2 separate regions of the Mus musculus genome follow, and region 2 is linked to region 1. A link is a loop called in an ENCODE intact Hi-C map of the cell type or tissue named here. Cell type or tissue: gastrocnemius. All regions are shown on one strand. Links, peaks and the distances in the headings refer to the core of each region. The heading gives the core; the rest is flanking DNA. Region 1 overlaps Lrrc27 (leucine rich repeat containing 27). Region 2 overlaps Gm33031 (a long non-coding RNA gene).

Region 1 (8,522 bases), core at 369-8,368:
CATTTAAAAAAGATGGACAGCTATCTTTGGGAGAAGATCTTCCCTTGGTCCTCTTGACATTATCAGTTGGCCATGAAGCTTGCCTAGAAGTGGGAATGTGGGGGAAGGTGGCCAAATGGATGAACATGGGAGGAAGGAAAGACCGCGATGTGGTCTGTCATTCACATGAGCAAATACAGATGCAACGGTTGGTTTTCACCTGGCCTTGAGACGGGGGTGGGGAGTGGATCCCAGAGACGTTCTTAGACATTGTTGATCCAACCAGGTTTGGTGACTCGTGCTTGTAATCCCAGCACTTGGGACCTGAGACAGGAGGTTTGCTGTGAGTCTGAGAAGAGCCTTGGTTACACAGTGAATTCTAGGCCAGTCTGGGCAATAGTAGAGTGAGCCCCTGTATCCACAGAAACAGAAGAATAAACAACTGTCAATTCTCATTACCCATTTCCCCATCTTTTTCTCATCCTCTTCTTCATCCTCTTCCTTCTTCTGAGCCAGTCTTTTGTAGCCCAAGCTGGCTCAGGAACTCCCCATATCGCTGAAGATAACGTTGAACTCAGGAGTTCCCTGACTCCACCTGCCTTCCTCTCCCTCCTGAGTCCCTCTCCAAGAAGTGGGCAGAGGACTGAAATTTCCCCTCCACTCCAGGGCAGGTCACTACACTGACAGCACTGAACCTGAGACACTGCCCTCTGGAATTTCCTCCTCGCCTGATTGTGCAGAAAGGCTTGGTAGCCATCCTCACCTTCCTACGCATCTGCTCAGTGGAGAAGGCCTTCCCTGGAGATGAGTTGCTTCCAGGTTTGTAGAGAATTTTCTGTCACTAGATGAGACCTAGGAGTGTGTGTGGCTTCCCCAGCTTCTGTAGGGCTCGCATGGCAAAGACTAGCCCATACACTGGCCCAAACACCATGCCTTGCCCTGGCTCAGATCCACTCTGAGCAGTACACGCCTGTTTGGGTAGGCGAGGTAAGAGTCCATGGGATAAGGCAAGTGGAGCAGTCTTTACCTCCAAGCCAAGCAAGCAGCTGCTCTGAGAGGGCCTTGTGCTCCTCCAGACAGCATTTTAAAAAGCTCCATGAAACATACCCTGTCCCTGCCTAGATACTAAGAGCTGGCTTAATAAGCAGGTTGTACCCTTGTGGGAGATACATGCACTGCCCCATGCTGTCAACATATTGAGCAGTCAGAGAGAAGGAAGGGGAAGGGAATGGTGCACCAGTCTTTGCCTTGGTCATCCACCATGAGTGTCTTGAAGTGTTTTGAAGCAATCACGTTCATAAAGGGCCTTAGCTGGTGTCAGGCCCTAGCTCTGAGTCAGGGATCCCAGGGCCTGTGGGTGGATTCAGAGGTGACCCAGAAACATTAGAGGGAGTGGCAGCAGGGAAGGTGAGAAGCTGTGCCTTAGCAAGGCCCTGGGACTCTTGTGTGCAGTCCAGGCCTCAAGGGTTCCTGTGCCTACACAGGACCTTAGCTGAGGGCTCCTCCTTGGGTGGCACCTAATTCCAGTGCCTTAGACTGCCTATGTGAAGGCACATAATTTAGGGGAAAGCTGAACTCTGAGAGGTTGTAATGGCAGCCTAAGTTCCTAAAGGACAGCTTGACAAGGACAGGATAAGAGAGGAAAGGCAGAATAGAAGGCACCGCATGCCTGGCAGGAGCAGGGGGCAGGGGGCAGGGGGCAGGGGGCAGGAGCAACCAGAATCCAGAGAGACAGGGGTGAGAGTCTGGAAGCAGCAGCTACTGTACTAGGGGCTCTGGAGCAGGTCTGAGGCAACACCTGGGGCAAATGGTGCAGAATCCTTGAGGGCATGCATGTCAGACCCCAGTGAAAAAGCATTCTGTTCATTCAGAAGTGAAAATACACGAAAGAGAAAAAGGAAAAGCTCTCCTCGAGGCCGGAGGAGACTAACGGCACAGGAAGTTGAATACACCACACTTACAGGAAGACACTGGGTCTGGCGCCAGGAAATGGTGCAAGAAGTGTCACCGGGACAGCTGTGGGGGTTCAGGTCCGCATGACTTGACAGATGACAGAAGTCAGTGTGACACTCTGGCTCTGGGGTAAGGTTTGGGACTGGAAGTCACTCCTGTTCTGACATGTTTTATGTAAGTGCAAGGAGAGGATCAATAGTCAAAGAGTGGCCAAGGTGTTTGCCACCTAAGACCAGAAGATGCTAGACGGTAGAGCTCACTCTGCTTAGCTCCTGTCCAGTCCTGCGCATCCTGGCTCATGGTGCCTGAGGGCAAGTCTGCAGCCTGTGTCCCCTCTGGGCTGGTGCTACACTACCTTGGCAGTCTTTGGACTTGTTTTTCCTCAGAGCTAAAAGTCAGCAAAGCATCGCCAAAGAACAACAAGCACATGGGCTAGCTTTTAATTGAAATAAAGATTTAAGATATCTTGGGGGAGGGGAGCAGAAATGCCCATAATGGCGGCGAGGATGCCTCCTGCACATGGACCAAAAGATGCAGTAGGTGGAGGAGGTGCAAGAAGCTCAGGGCCTTTGACAGAGTGTGTCCATCCCCCACGAAGTAGCTGCTGTGGGTCTGTGGCAGCCTGTGGGATCCAGCAAGTCCAGACCTGAGTGGACTCTCACTTCCCAGACATCTGAGCAAAGAAACAAAGGCCTTGGACCTGGCCACTAGCTGATCCTTAGAGTGGCATTGATTTACTGGCCACTGCTGTAGGTAGAGTCTCGTGTTGGAGTGACAAAACACCCTATTTTGGTAACTTATAGAAGAAAGGCTCATGCTGGCTCAGGATTTGAGGAGAGATAGTCCCTCTGGGGAAGTCATGGCAGCAGGCACTTGAAACAGCTGGTTACAATGTGTCTGCAGCTGGGAGGCAGAAAGAGATGAACTCTGGTGCTCAGCTATCTGGGCCCCCAGCTCATAACATGGTGCCACCCACATTGAGGGTGGGTCTTCCCTCCTCAGTTAAGCCTATCTGAAAACACCCTCACAGACCCAGAGATGTATCTCTGAGGTAATTCTAAATCCAGACAAGTTGATAGTGAAGATTGACTCCACAAACACTGAAATGTCTTTTTATTCCACCAGAAGTCTCAGCACCTAAGATGGGCAGCAATGACCTTCAGTATCCCGTGCTCCCTCTGCCCCGTAAAGGCTCACCTAGTGAGAACAGCCTTAATGACCCAGACCAGGAGAAGGAGAAGGCTGACTTCTTCCCACCTATGGAAAGGCTAGACCTGAGTGAGCTCCGCAAATCCAACGCCGCCTCCGAGATATGGCCCAGTAAGGAGGAGATCAGACGCTTCTGGAAGCTGAGGCAGGAGATTGTGGAGAATGAGCAGGTGGAGATTCAAGAGAAGAAGCTCTTGGCTGTTGAGCTGCCGCCAAATCTCAAGGCAGCGCTAAACGTCAAGGAGAAAAAGCACAGGAAGCCATGGCCCGCAGTCAGGTAAGGCTCTGCTGAGGCAGACTGCCTGACCCACGGAGCTGTAAAGTTATTTCATGACTCTCTGAAGCACAGCATCCTAATGTGCTTGTCTGTTCTAAATCCATTGTTTAGGGTATATCGGACCAAGCCATAGTATAGGAGCAGAGCAGACAGACCAGTGTCACTGAACACACTTGGCAGAATAGGACACGCAGCTCATGGGCGGTGTGTGACGCCCATTCATGCAGCTGATGTGTATGGGAACTGTGTGGTGCTGTGTGTAGAGAGGATGAGAACGTGTTCAGACCAGCTCACACATCCTCCAGAGATATGTCATTGTATCTCGGGGAACATTAATGGGCTCCTGAGGGTGACAGACTCTTAGAACTGACAGTAACCAGTGGCTTAAGACTCGATCTGGACATATCTACAGAAGCTGTGGAGTCTGAGCATGACTGCTCTTTAACTATGCTTCGTGGAGAGCAGCTAGCTCTTTAACTATGCTGTGATTCTGGACATTGTAAATGTTATTGTGAAGGAGTTTATATGCACATGTATGGGTATATTTGCCTCTGTGTGCACATCTGGAGGCTAGAGATGGCTTCATATGTCTTATTCTGCACCTTGATCTTTGAGTCAGCCTCTCTCACTGCACATTGCTATTTCTGTTAGTCTGTCTGGTCAACAAGCCCCTAGGATCTGTCTGTCTTTGCCCCCTCCCCACAGTGCTGGGGTGGCAGGTGCATGCCCCTGCTGTTGCTTTCTACACGCGTGCCTGGGGGACAGACTCAGGTCTTCACACCTGTGCAGCAGACATTTCACCCACGGAACCGCCTCTGCACTTCCTGGGTTTGAACATTCATCTAAATCTTTAGGCACACACACACACACAGCACAGCCCAAAAGTTCTGGCACCCTGCACCATGGCCTGTGGTCTTGGTGGCCTGGGGCTACTGAAATGTTCTCAATTTGAGTCACAGGCAATGGGAGCAGTAGCATCCTCCTCCGGTGCTTAGGGACCTCTCTCCTCCCCCTTATGCTCACTGTGATGAGTGGTAATGACAATTTATCTTGACAATCATGGTCCACTCTCTAAAAGTGCTTAAGTGTGTCTCTGTGTCCGACATAGACACCAGAGCTGAGCCCCGGGAGACTGCCGTGGCTTGAGAGGTTGGAACATTCGGTGTGTGAGCACGCTCCCTCTGGCTCCCCTGCTGGCACTGGGCCACCTCCTGGGAATGGGTTAAGGATGCCCTTTCCTATGGACCTCAGCTCCGTAACTGATGGGCATCTGGAGGACAGAGTCCTCAACTGACATGGGTCAGTACTGAGGCTTTCTCTGGACTGCTGTAGCTGGGACCAGTGACTATTTCAATATGCAGTGGACCCACCAGGCCTGCTTTAAGCTCTTCTGCTATTTATTAGGGCAGGGGCTGGGGTCTTGGTTTTGGTTTTTTGAGACAAGGTGTTACACTGTAACCTTCTTTTACATCTGCATGTGTTCATCTCTGTCTCTCCAGCAAGTATGCTTACCGTCATATAGTTACATTTTCAGCTATTAACATTTTGTGATTTTTAGGAAGAGGTCCACCTCCTTCAAAGGCATCTTGCCCAACCTCCCTTCAGGGTACCAAAACACAGTTCATGCAAACAGGATGGAAGACACTCACAAGGCGGCTCTTCAGGAGCTCCAAGAGAAGGAGACAGTGCTGGAGCAACGGAGGAGGTGCGCCTGGGCTGGGATAGCATCAGGATTGGGAGACCTCCCCATGATCAACCATGTTGGTGTGGTTTTGTCTCCAGCCTCATCAGGGGACTGATGGCTTCAGTTCCTACCCAGGCTGGGTCAGCATCCCTCGTGTGGAAGCCTTTGCTTGCACATCTCTCGTGGCCTACAGTTCTTTGAGAGGCCCAGGCTCTTGCCCAGTCATTCAGAGACTCCTTGTGGGATTTGCACAGCATGATAGTTAGTGGGTATCCTTTGAGCAGTTGACTGTCCCCTGCCTCTCCCCAAGGCCTGCCTGCATTTTCCAAGTGCCTTGAGCTCTTTGCCCATAACACACACACACACACACACACACACACACACACACACACACAGAGGCCACATACCTTTCTCCTCCTCTGCCCATCCCTAGGGCCTGCCATCATATCTAAGGAATGCTCTTAGAAGTGACCAGCCACCTGTGAGCTTCTCCTGTCGGTGGCACACTGACACCACTGACACACTTCCTTCCCTTGGGTTTCTGTGCCTAGCTTGTCAGCCCCACCGTTCTCAACAGCTATTCTCCTCTGCCCTGTAGCTCTACTGGCAACCCAGCTGTGTCCTGTTATGGGCACCCTCCAGCCAGCCGGTATGGACCACATCCACAGAACCACAGGGCCCCAAACCTCATGGTTGGGTTTGGCCAGTGGGGGATCCCAGTGGATTTGTACGCACAGGTTAAAGTGAGGATGGACTCTCTATGTCCTTAGCTTCTGTGAGCTTCCTAGCCATATCCCACATGCTGCCTTTGACTTCCTCTTCTTTCCCTTTTAGTTATAGTTTTTCTTACTGTCCCTCCCCTGTCCTGTCAGGATCAGGGATCCTGGCCACATCAGGCACATGTCCCTGAAACCTCCCACTCCTCCCCCCTGAAGCCTGGCTATAAATAAACCTCTTGAGGCCACAATCAGGAAGTCTGCCTCTGTTTGTCTGGGATCTAACCGGGGACACACTGCCCACAAGTAGCATTCATGGTAGCCTATGGCTGGCAGCATAGCAGACACCCTGAAGTCAGTTTCCTCTTCCACAGTGGGTTGTCCACCTTTGCTGAGAGCATGCGGTGTATACAAAGAACCGGTGACTTCTCTCCATTGTCCTACTACCTCTGTTTTATGCCCCCTTGCTGAGCAGCTCACCGGGGGGCGGGGGCAGGCACCCTCACTTTCCCAATTAGGAGCTTCCTGAGGGGTGTACCTTGTGATGGAGAAATAGCTAATGAAATGGGAGTCCCTTGTCCAGGGGCTAAGCGGAAGATTTGGTGTCCGTCTAAGCTCTGGGGGCTAGAGACTTGGACCATCTAGGCCAGTGGCGGCAGGACACCTGGGAGGAGGCATAGAGGAGAACCCAGCTCTATACTCATGTTGGAACCCACGGGACCCTGGAAGTTCTAAGGCTCCACACAGGAGGTGGAGCTCAGGATGGAAAAGAGAGATGGGGAGACCCAGGCCAAGGCAGGGAATGCATGAGCTGGTACCCACGTGTCTCTCTCTGAAGAGGGCAAGAAGAGGCTGATCTGGAACAGGATCTGGAGTGCCAGCCATGGAGCCAGTGGCTGGAGAGGATTCTCAGAGGAAGGTGTACTTGGGGCAGGCAGCAGAGGTGGCTTCAATGTAACAAGGCTTCATTCCATCCATACCACTCTGGACACAGTGAACATTCTGTATCCCTAGAAGCTCACTTGGCCCCCAGGGAGTCCAGTGAGATGGAAGATGTGTGTCATCAAGTATCCGAGAAGCTGCTGTGACCCCCAGCAGGGTCTGCAGCCTGTGACCCAGTGCCATGGCCTAGCTCATTCTCCCCTTGGCAATGGGACTTGGGGAGCTCAGCCGCCATAGCAAGGTATCAGCCTGTAGCATGAAGGGCAGCCTACATCCAGGGGCTTTCAGTTGGGATCTGCCTACCCCAGTCTCTGCTCAAAGTGTTTTGGAAGAAGCCCAGCTGAAGGAGGGGGAGGGGAGGGAAAGGCTACCAGTTTCTCACTATGAACAGACGGAGAGATAGAAGAAGGCTTAGTGAAGCTGAAATGACAGACCTTGCCAGCTCTACTTGAAGTATCTTGTAGCTTGTGACTTTAACGTGACCGTGCTTCTTCTCCAGAGACAAGAGAGCTCTGCAGGAGTGGCGAGAGCAGACCCAGCACATGAGGACCAGGAGGGAACTCAGTAAACTCCAACCTCCACATAGTAACATGGTACGTGGCAGACGAGGTGGCTCCGGTCCCACGTGTGAGCAGGGCGCGGCTCACACACACAACGTCCAGGCTATTCCTCTAAGGCAGTGGTGCCTCATACAGCCCCATCCTGTGAGCACTGCAGCTGCCCTGGCCTTTGAAGCTGCCCTCTGCTCGCTGACTACTGGTTCCATCTGAAGGACTCGGTGGGGGGGAGAGCAAACCACTAAGCTGAGATGTGTCTGTGGGTGTCGTCCTCTAAAGTCTGCACCCACGTGCCAGCCACTTTGGGACCTAAAGAACAGTGGCCTTGCAAATTATCCCCCGACCCCAGGGTCCCTGTGAGGCTGTGTCTCACAGGGTGTCTGTGCAGCACCCCTTGCAGATCCTGGTCCCGAGGGGCACAGGGGGCAATCGGCACCAGGGAACTGGCTGCTCCTCCAGAATGTACCCAGCATCCTCTGCGCCTGGGTCTAGACAGGCAACAGTGCAGGCCTTCTAACCCCTGCATTTGGGAGCAGAGGCAGGTGGATCTTTGTGAGTTCAAGGTCAGGTTGGTCTACAGAGTGAATTCCGGGACAACCAAGGCTACAACAGAGAACCCCTGTGTCAAAAAAAACAAAAAAAAACAAAAAAAAAACAAAAACAAAAACAAAACAAAACCGGCTTCCCATGTCTAGCAAGCCATTGGTTAAGTCAGTAGCTGAGGGAGGTCCCAAGGCTTCGTGTAGTCTGCTCTAACCACTCTGCTGGCCTGCTGATGAGGTCAGTGTGCACACTTCAAAAACAAAACTAATTTTAGAATCTATAGTAAAGTTCCAGAATCAATGCAGAGTTCCATACATCCCTCCTCTCTTCCTTTGATGTTGATATTTTCCCAGGTCTCAGAGCAGCACTCAGAATAGACATGCCTTAGTGCTGCAATACGGAGACCCAAAGGAAGACCGCCCATTACTGCCTTCTCCACAGTGGGATCCTCTTGTCAGCTAGTATTCATGCTGTCTGGTGTGCTCCGGCTGGGCCCTTGTGTCTCATTGTGTCTTCCCTGACCTGATACCTTGGGCTAGTGGTTCGTATCCGTTGTAGCTCCATCTGATTTCACTCCCTAGGGTTTAGTGAGAGATTTGTATTAGGAACATGGATACCACAAAGCAACCATTGAATCTTTCTCTGAGCAGCTTGTCACTGGT
Region 2 (8,522 bases), core at 193-8,192, 360 kb after region 1:
AAGTGAGGAGGAGGAGGCTCTGGGAGGAACAGGGAGGCAGTACTCCCCAGCAAGGGGTCCTGGTATTCAACTGAGCCAGGGAGGGAAGCTCCGAGGGAGGGGGGCCTCTGGAACAGCACAGGTGTTGCTATGGGAACAATAGGAAGCTGGAGGTGGGCGAGAAAGAGGGCCAGAGGCAGGATGGAAGTCAGGTTCTTGTCAGGAAGCTACCTGAGCAGCAGGAAGGGCTGGGGGGACCCAGGTGTCAGGGAAGGGTGAGACCTCTGAGTTTGGCTATGGAGGTCGGGGTTCTCTGTCCTTTCCCCAACCCAGCTGGCTTTGATGAACTTGTCCAGGCAGCTTCTGCCCTGTGAGTCCCACCCTGTGCTCGCTCCACCCACCTCGGTCACCCCAGTTCTCTTCCTCAGGAGCCTTCTGCTTTGATGTAGGAGCGGCTTCAGGGAAACATAATGAACTGAAGATTTTGTCATTCCGTTCCTTTCATGATTCGGCAAAACTGACTACCCCTTCCCCAGAGAAAGTGCTGCCAGCAGCTGCCAGGAGCCTGTTCTGTAGCAACTGGGGCCTGGGGCACATTCTTCCAGCCACATGAGCTGTGAGAGGTGCTGGTCTCTATCACAAGCCTGTCTTCCTGTAGCTTTCTAAGTATGAAGATCAATCCAGGCTGAAAGGGGCAGGGGGCCAACCTTGGACTGGGTTGTTCTTCTTTATCGTGTTTTCACTGAGGTCCTGGGAGAGGAAACTGTCCTTGAACTTAAACATGCTGAAAAGCCTCTGAGAGCTGGCATAGGGAGTAGAGGACAGAAAAGTCTGGGTCTTCTCTGCTCCCCAGAGGATTCATTCACAGGTGCCTGTTGCCAGTGCATGGGGGTGACCTCCAAGAGGGTAACCGATTTGCTTGGGACTTAGCTTCCCTGCCAGAGGGTGGATGGGGAAGAAGCTGTGGAGATCTCAGGACTACCTCACTAAGATGCCTAGGATGCTAGAGTGGTGCCAGGCCATGACCTGAACAAGGACTGAGGGACCAGATGGTCCAACAGTCACAGAGAATAGGAGTGCCCTCACAAGGATGTGTGGTATCTCTCTCCAACACACTGCCTTTGTGTGCCTCCACATACCCAGGTGCCATCCAGGAACCAGGAGGTTCCTATCAGTGTGCAAAGAGGCTGGCCAGGACTCTTTAGATGTCTTCTGCTGACTCTGGCCAGACCCAGCTGATGGTCAGGGCAGGTGTGAGGATGCAGGTGGCTTCGTAGGAGCCTGCGTTCTGGCCCAGAAGTCTCAAAAGGTTCGGCTTCAGCTCTGCGAGGAGAAATTCAAGAGTGATGCTGGGTGTTCACCATCCACACTGTGTAGTTGACTCACAGCACTGGGAACACTAATCTTCAAGTCCCTGTGGCTGCTACAAGGTGCCTGGACAAAGACTTCACTCTCTCCCAACAGATGCCCTTCTGTAGGAGGGTGGAAATCTTGGTTGCTTCTTCCAACCCTCCTGGGATGCTTGCTGTTTGGGCTTTGGCCCTCTTCAGTTGATTCTTTGGTCTCAGACCAGCCCTGACACCACCAGGTACCAAGCTTCAAAGAGCTTGGATGAACCAATGGACTAATGACTCTGCTAAGGTAGCAGTTGAATGCTCAGGAATGTGTTGTGAGATAACACAAAACTGAGCCCTGACCTCATCTTGTGGGCCAGCCCTCTCTCCTTGGGCTTTGGGTATCCTGTGCTGTGATTTGTTGAAAGTACCTGGTTCTTCTTATTTGGAGGGCAATATATCTAACTCCTCCACAGCTTTATCCAGGCACACTGGGCAGCTGGGCTTCCCACCCTCTGCTATGTGCTGGAAGACCAAGTGGGAAGCAAGGTAGGAGCTATGGAGCAGAATTACCTAAGTCACAAGAGGGCCTGCCCTGGAAGCAAGTAGATCTGCTGTGGGACTGCAAAGGCCAGGAGGTGGAGAGGGCTAAGGCTTTCTAGGAGACAGTCACATGCCACCCAAGGTGCACTCTTTCACGGGGTGGCGAGGAGTGTGTGTGTCCAAGAATCTTGTCTCCTTCAGGGAAGGACAAAGAGAAGATGCTGTAAATCACAGTGCAGAGCTAATTCCCCGGGGCCTCTCAGGCACAGATGTGCAATCGCGTGTAATGAGCTCTCTCTGGGGGCCTTCAGGGTGTCTGACCACGTGCCACATGAGCTAATTGACTGCTGAGCCTGGTAAAAGATTTGTGTTAAGGCTAATGCTCTGGCCATCACTGCTGTGATACAGGGATGGGGTTGAACCGGCTGGGGGAAATGGCAAGTGTGTGTGTGTGTGTGTGTGTGTGTGTGTGTGTGTGTGTGTGTGTGTGTGTGTGTGCTATTCCAGAGGAGCTCTTGGTGTACTTCAGTCAGGAGCTGTGCCCTCTTGGAGGGCTTTCTGGTGGAGGGTGGAGGTGACTTTCTGCTGGTGAGAGGTTCAGTTGCTGCCAAAGTCAGTGCTTTCTGAGGTAGGCAAACTCTAAGCATCTTGGGGAGGTCTCTCCTGGGTATCCTTGTGCTAAGCCCTGGCCAGGGGCTCCCTGCAGCCTCAGCTGGTCATGCCTGTGATGGGGAGGACCAGTGGCAATCATCCTGATTGGTCTGAGGATTCTAGCTTGTAATTACTCTTTCTATCATCCCCAGGCTTTTGTCCACCTTCCTATCTGGCTAGGGATGGGGGATGGGGGTCTTGCTGGGTGCTTCCTTGTGATGGGAGATGGGCACTAAGCAAAGGAGTGAGTTGGAGGCTGAGTACCATGCACCTTAGAATTACACCAAGAGGATAGTATCCTGTGATTAAGGATGCTGGCGGGGTGGTGCCATTTGTTCCGAGTGTGGCAACATAACATTAAGGGTGGAAATTGACAAGGAAGTAAGCAGAAACCCTGTGGTCACCAACTGTCACTGCCCTGCCCTTCCTTGGGTGCTCTGGTCAGCTGGTAAAGATGGTGGAGTCTCTTTCCAGGGACACTGTGTGAACTCGTGACAATGACTAGAGCAGACCACACCTTATTCTTAAGGAAGGCACCCCAGTTAACCCAAAGTGAACACACTTGTTCATATTCAGAGGCTACCACCAATTGCCCACCATCACAGGACAGCTGACAGCCCTGAGCTGCCTTGGCTGCTCAGCACGGGGCTTTCTGTTGGTAACGTTCATCACTTCTATTAATAAGAAATAATAAGAGTCCTGCCAGGTCTTCAGAAATGAGTGCAAGACGTGACGGATCAGGCCCTGTCTGAGTGTTCCTGGAAGCGCTGCGTTTGTTTAAGCTCAAAGACTGATTTGAGTGAGGTGAGGTTCAGACAGACCCAATTGCTGGAGCCGTAGATTTCTCCATGTGCTTGAACGCTCGTGCGCTCGTGTGTGTGTGTGTGTGTGTGTGTGTGTGTCTGTGTGTGTGTGTGTAGATAAGGAAATACACACATGAAATGAGGAACACACAGAATATTCCTGACCTGTGAGTAAGAGCATAATCAGAAGGAGGAGAGTGAGTTATGAGGGGGGAGGGGTGAACTGTACAGGGCCACCATGGGACTCACCTCAGGAGCACCATGGGACTCACCCCAGGAGCACTATAGGACTCACCCTAGGAGTCCCATATTTGGTGCTCACTCTGGGAGCCCTGTACTATGCCTCTCTAGGAGAGCCCTGAGACCTTTCTCAAAGGCCCCTGAGCTGCCAGCCAGCATTGCTTATAGCCATGAGGGGGAGGGATGGCTTGGAAGAAGCTCTTCTGGGCAATGTCCTATGAGCCTCAAATGGAGGAACCATATGTACATTCGACCAAACAGCAGCAGATATCCAAAGTTCTCCTCTGGATTCCAGGGAAAGGGAGATGCCAGGAGGTGGTGGGGTGTGGAAGATGGTACTGAGATGAACAGTCTGGGTAAAAAGGATCCATCAGGATGGGTTTGAGCCAGCCAGGCTTGGCCCCTTGACTTGAGCCCCACTGAAACCTCTGATTGCAAATCAAAACTAGGTCCAGAGGCCACTAACCAAGTAGATTACTTTATAGACAACACAGCAGTCAGTGGGCAGAATCAAGAGGCTATGTGATGGGGAATGTTGGGACACTGGGTCTTTCCAGAGCAGCTGCCCTAAGGGGAAGTTTTGAGGCTGTTTTAGCTGTTCACAGTGCCCAGGTCTGATGGCCACTAGCTGGTGTCAGCTGACTCTGTCTATACTTTCCAGTTAGGTGGTGAGGCTTCTGCACGCAACAACCACTGACCTTGGAGGAAGGTGGTAGCCAGGCCCTGCCAGAGCTCCCAGAAGGAGGCAGTTTGATCTTGGGGACCCAGTGTTTAAGCCTGTTGTACTGACCCGGTGGCTGGCAGCACCTCTGGTTACATTGCTTCTCTGGCCAGGCCTGTCCAAACTTCCCACAGGCTTTGAGCCTATCATCATCAGCATCTCTTGCTGAGGTCCAGGTTTCACAGCACAGCCTCAGCCTGACCCACCACAGTAGTGAGGCCAGAAGCCATTCCACATGTGGCCTCCAGGTGGCAGTGAAAAGCTAGCCGGACAATGTGACCAACCCTTCTCTCTTCACACAGGAAATACACAGAAGAGTAAGGAACTGAGCTCCCTTAAGTTAGGAAGCTTTGACACTTTTTTTTTTTTTTTAGGAAGCTGGGTGCTAGGGCAGCAGTTTTCCTCCCTAGCTTCCCTGCATGCTGGACCTCTCGGCAGTCATTGACACTGGCTGGTGCCTGGCTCTCTGCACTGATACTATCCACACAGATGTCAGTGTGGTCCTGAAACTTCATGTATGAGAAAGACCACAGGAGACTGGTCAGCTTGCTGGATAAGAGATTTCCCCTCAGGAGGAGAGGCAGAAGTCCCTGCTCTAGTACTATTCCTGCCCTTAGCTGCATTTGTGTGAGTAAGAGTTAAACTACATCCGCCCGCCACTTCATCCCCCTCCGCAGTAGCCCCAGAGCAGGCCGGTCACCACCCTACTTTAATGCTTCGTTGAGTAGCATGCTGTCAGTCCCCATAGCTCAGAGAGACAAACTTCTGCATCAGAGACCAGTTTTCTCTTTTGTAGGCTGTGTAGGCAGAAAACAAACAAAACAATAACAAAACCTGTAGATGTTGGTAAAGTCCTCGAGTACTTAGGGTACACACAAATGAGATCTAATACAACTGGGAAATGGAGAGGAATGTTCCCAGTGTCTAAGATGGAAACAAATGCTCAAATTACATACAAGATAACAACAGGGTCTAGCAACCAGATCTTAAAGCAAATTAAGAGGCCACAATGATTAAAACCCAAACTGTGGGATCATCATGGTAGTACAAGTAGTTGTGGGGTCAAGATGGTAGCTTACAATTGTTGCATGCAAGAGGTAGAGGCAGAAGGACTGAGAATTTCAAGCTAGCTTGAACTACATTGCAGAACCTCTATCAAGAAATTAAGGGCTGGGTATGTAGCCCATTGGTAGGACCCTTTATCTTATCATGTGTAAATTAGATTTGACCTCTGGGATGACAAAACCAAACCACACCCACTTGAAACAAAGGCAAGCAAAAAGCAAAACAGAAGGATGGGCCTAGCCCTGCCTGGATCGAATGCTAACGAAAGGACTCTGGGGAAGGGGCGTCAGCGGCAAGAGGGGCAGGCGGACAGATTGGTCTGCAGTGCTGTAAACACTGGCCTGAAGTGTGAGACAGGTCAGTGTCTTTACATATCAACACTAAATTCTCCATGGGCCATCTTACAGATGCCCAGTGTAGTAGTTTGAACGAATGAGAAGCCGTCTTAGTCTTCGGCATTTGAACACCTAGTCCTCATTGCTACTGTTTGAAAAGTTCAGGAGGTGTGGTCTTGCTGGAGGAGTAGATCTGTCACTGGGAGGGGGCTTTGAGGTTTCAAAACGTTGTGGCATTCCCTGTGTATCTATCATCTTTGCTTTCTGCTTGTGGTTCAAGATGTGAGCTCTCAGCTTCTGCCTCATGATTGCTGCCTGCTTCCATGCTTCCACACCGCGACAGCTTCTCATCCCTCTGGGACCATACGCCAAATGAACCCTTCTTTACGAGTTGTCTTGATCATGGTGTTCTAGCACAGCTTTAATAAAGCAGTAACCAATACACTCAACCTACACACTCCTGTGTTCCCCAGCGCTGGCCTTGACCCCTGCTTTCCACCACCCCTTTTACTCATCAAAGACCTTTCCTTTGTGTGGTCTCCCTGGCCATTGGGATGGGTTCCTGACACTGCCCATGATGAACAATCTCTTGCTTCCTCTCTGTGTCTGGCATGATTCTTCCCTTTGCTCTATAGGAGAGATAGAAACAATTCCCAACACTGGGTGGTTTCTACCCTAGGGGGTGAGTATGGTTGCCAACAAAGTGCTTCTGATTTGGAGGCAAATTTGCAGGGTCTTCGAGCCAAAGGTTGAACACTGAAAGCCAGCACACAGACCTTCTGCTGCCTCTCCAGTTCAGACTCCTTCCAATGCTCAAGTTCCCCCACTGTCTCTTAGTGCAAACACACAGAGTTGACAGAATGCACACAGGGTCTTTCATCCCTGCCTTGTCCATCTGGACCATTTTCTAAACTTTCAGTAAAGACCTTATGTGCTCATGAGTTTTTAATTCCTTGGGTTTGTTGTTGTTGTTGCTTGTTTGTTTGTTTGTTTTCAAGGCAGAGTTTCTCTGACTAGACCTGGCTGTCCTGGAAGTCTGTAGACCAGGATGGCTGGCTGGCTGGCCTTGACCTCAGAGATCCAACTGCCTCTGTCTCCTACATGCTGGGATTAAAGGCGTGTGGTATGTCACTGCCACCTGGCTATGCTCATTAGGTTTTCCTGTTGTTGTTGCTGCTGCTGTTGCTGTTGTTATTGTTGTTGTTTTTACTGTTGTTGTTGTTGTTGATTTGCTTTGTTGTCACTTTGGCATAAGCTAAGGAAGACAGAACCTTGATTGAGAAATGCCTCCACCAGATTGGCCTATGGGCATGCCTATAGAACATTTTCTTGATTAATGACTGATGTAGGTGGGCCCAGCCTACTGTGGGTAGTACCAGCATGTATAGGAAAGCAGGCTGAGCAAGCCATGAAGAGCAAGCCAGCAAATAGTCTTCCTCCATGGCCTCTGCCTAGTTTCTTCCTTCAGATTCCCTCCCTGAGTTCCTGCCCTGACTCCTCTCGGTGATGGAGTGTGACTTGAGAGATGTAAGATGAAGTAAACTCGTTTCTTCCTCAAGTTGCTTTTGGTCATGACATTTGTAACAGCAACAGAAAGCAAACTAGGATAATTTTCAAAGCCGAACGCTTGGAGAGTCAGCCTCGCCCTCCACCTTGGCCACCCCAACAGAAAACAGGCTCCGAGGGTCCACTCGGGTCCCATTGTGTGAATCTAGTGACTATTTATTCCCTGTGTTGTGGGAGGTACCTTGCTGCCCAGCCTCAGCCCTTCTTGGTGATACAGGGAATTGTGGGACAGGATCTCCTTGACTCATTCAGCAGCCAAGAACCACCAGGCCTGGGGACAAAAAAAGGGGGAAGGATCCTAGTTGTCCCCTGAAGGCAAAGGGCCTAGACGTGGGATAGGGGGCGCTCTGGGGTTCCTGGTGGCTTCTGTCTGGACACCTCAGGACTTGAGGACATTTCTTCCTGTCTGCTGTCATGCTCAGCATCTCTCCCCGTTTTCCATGCTGGGGAGTGTGGGGAGGCAGGGAGTTGAACAGCTGCTAGAGCAGAACACCAGAACAACGGAGCAGAGACCCGGACTTCTCTGGCTTGGGCCTTCTCCATAGCCCAGCTAAGTCCGGCACACCCCATCCACTTCTCTCTGTTCTCCTCTGGGTAGAATCCTTGGCTGAAGCCAGATACATAGCCCATTCTCAAGTGACTTTGGAGCTGGACAAACACAGAAAGGAAGGCAAAGCCCCGCTTTTGGACCTGGGCTGTCTTCAGGGTTCTAGTTAGTGATGCAATGAGGTAGAGTACTATCCTCCTACCAGCCTTACTGAGGAACCTCAGCTACCCAGGTTCCTCGCTGCGACTCCATCATCCTCCACATGTAAGTTCTATCTCATTGCACGAAGTGGCTGCCAAGCTCCAGCCATTAAGTTCCATTTCAGCCTGTAGGAAGGGGCATACCTCTGCAGGGAACTTGGTGGAATGGCCACCGTTGTTGTCAGACATATTAGGAAGTGTGGATATGCACTCTTTGAGCCCGAGGGGCCCTATACTGAGGAATCTTCTGCGTCCCGTTGTTTCTACAATCCTCAGAGCAAGATTGCAGCCCAGGAACCCTGAGGCCCTCTGCTCTGTCCCTGCCACAGCAAGCACACTGAGTACCCAGCTTCCCAGAAATGCTAGAAAGATAGCGGAAGAGGAACACTCAGGTGCTAGGGTTAAGCTGTCTCTCCGCACACTGCCCATCATTAAGATTTAGGGTCTGGGATCTCCAAGCTCACCGAAATGGGCAGGACATTCAGGGATTGAGCTGTGCAGGAAAAGTCTTAAACTGAAGCTCTTAAAAATGCCCACA

The links. Hi-C counts contacts between places; a loop is a spot of excess contacts. Peaks named below come from ENCODE experiments on the same cell type or tissue, not always from the same donor. Only the 100,000 strongest peaks of a DNase experiment are listed, where the experiment ranks them.
Region 2: it touches region 1 in a loop (2.5-fold over the local background); 3 of 42 quality-filtered maps call a loop at or near these places.

The regions. Positions count from the first base shown.
Region 1 is chr7:139,222,944-139,231,465 of GRCm38, forward strand. It overlaps Lrrc27 (leucine rich repeat containing 27), which reads left to right. Exons shown (of 11, transcript NM_027164.1): 5 at 646-798; 6 at 3,058-3,418; 7 at 4,977-5,123; 8 at 7,260-7,353. Among named protein-coding and RNA genes, the nearest start is that of Gm32315, 7.9 kb to the right of the region's middle. In gastrocnemius, for the core only: no CTCF peak of the experiment used is centred there; DNase peaks (open chromatin) are centred at 4,624 and 7,082; H3K27ac peaks cover 302 bases.
Region 2 is chr7:139,585,968-139,594,489 of GRCm38, forward strand. All of the region lies in intron 1 of Gm33031 (a long non-coding RNA gene), which reads left to right. Among named protein-coding and RNA genes, the nearest start is that of Nkx6-2, 7.4 kb to the left of the region's middle. In gastrocnemius, for the core only: a CTCF peak has its summit at 4,507 (motif pointing right); a DNase peak (open chromatin) is centred at 4,489.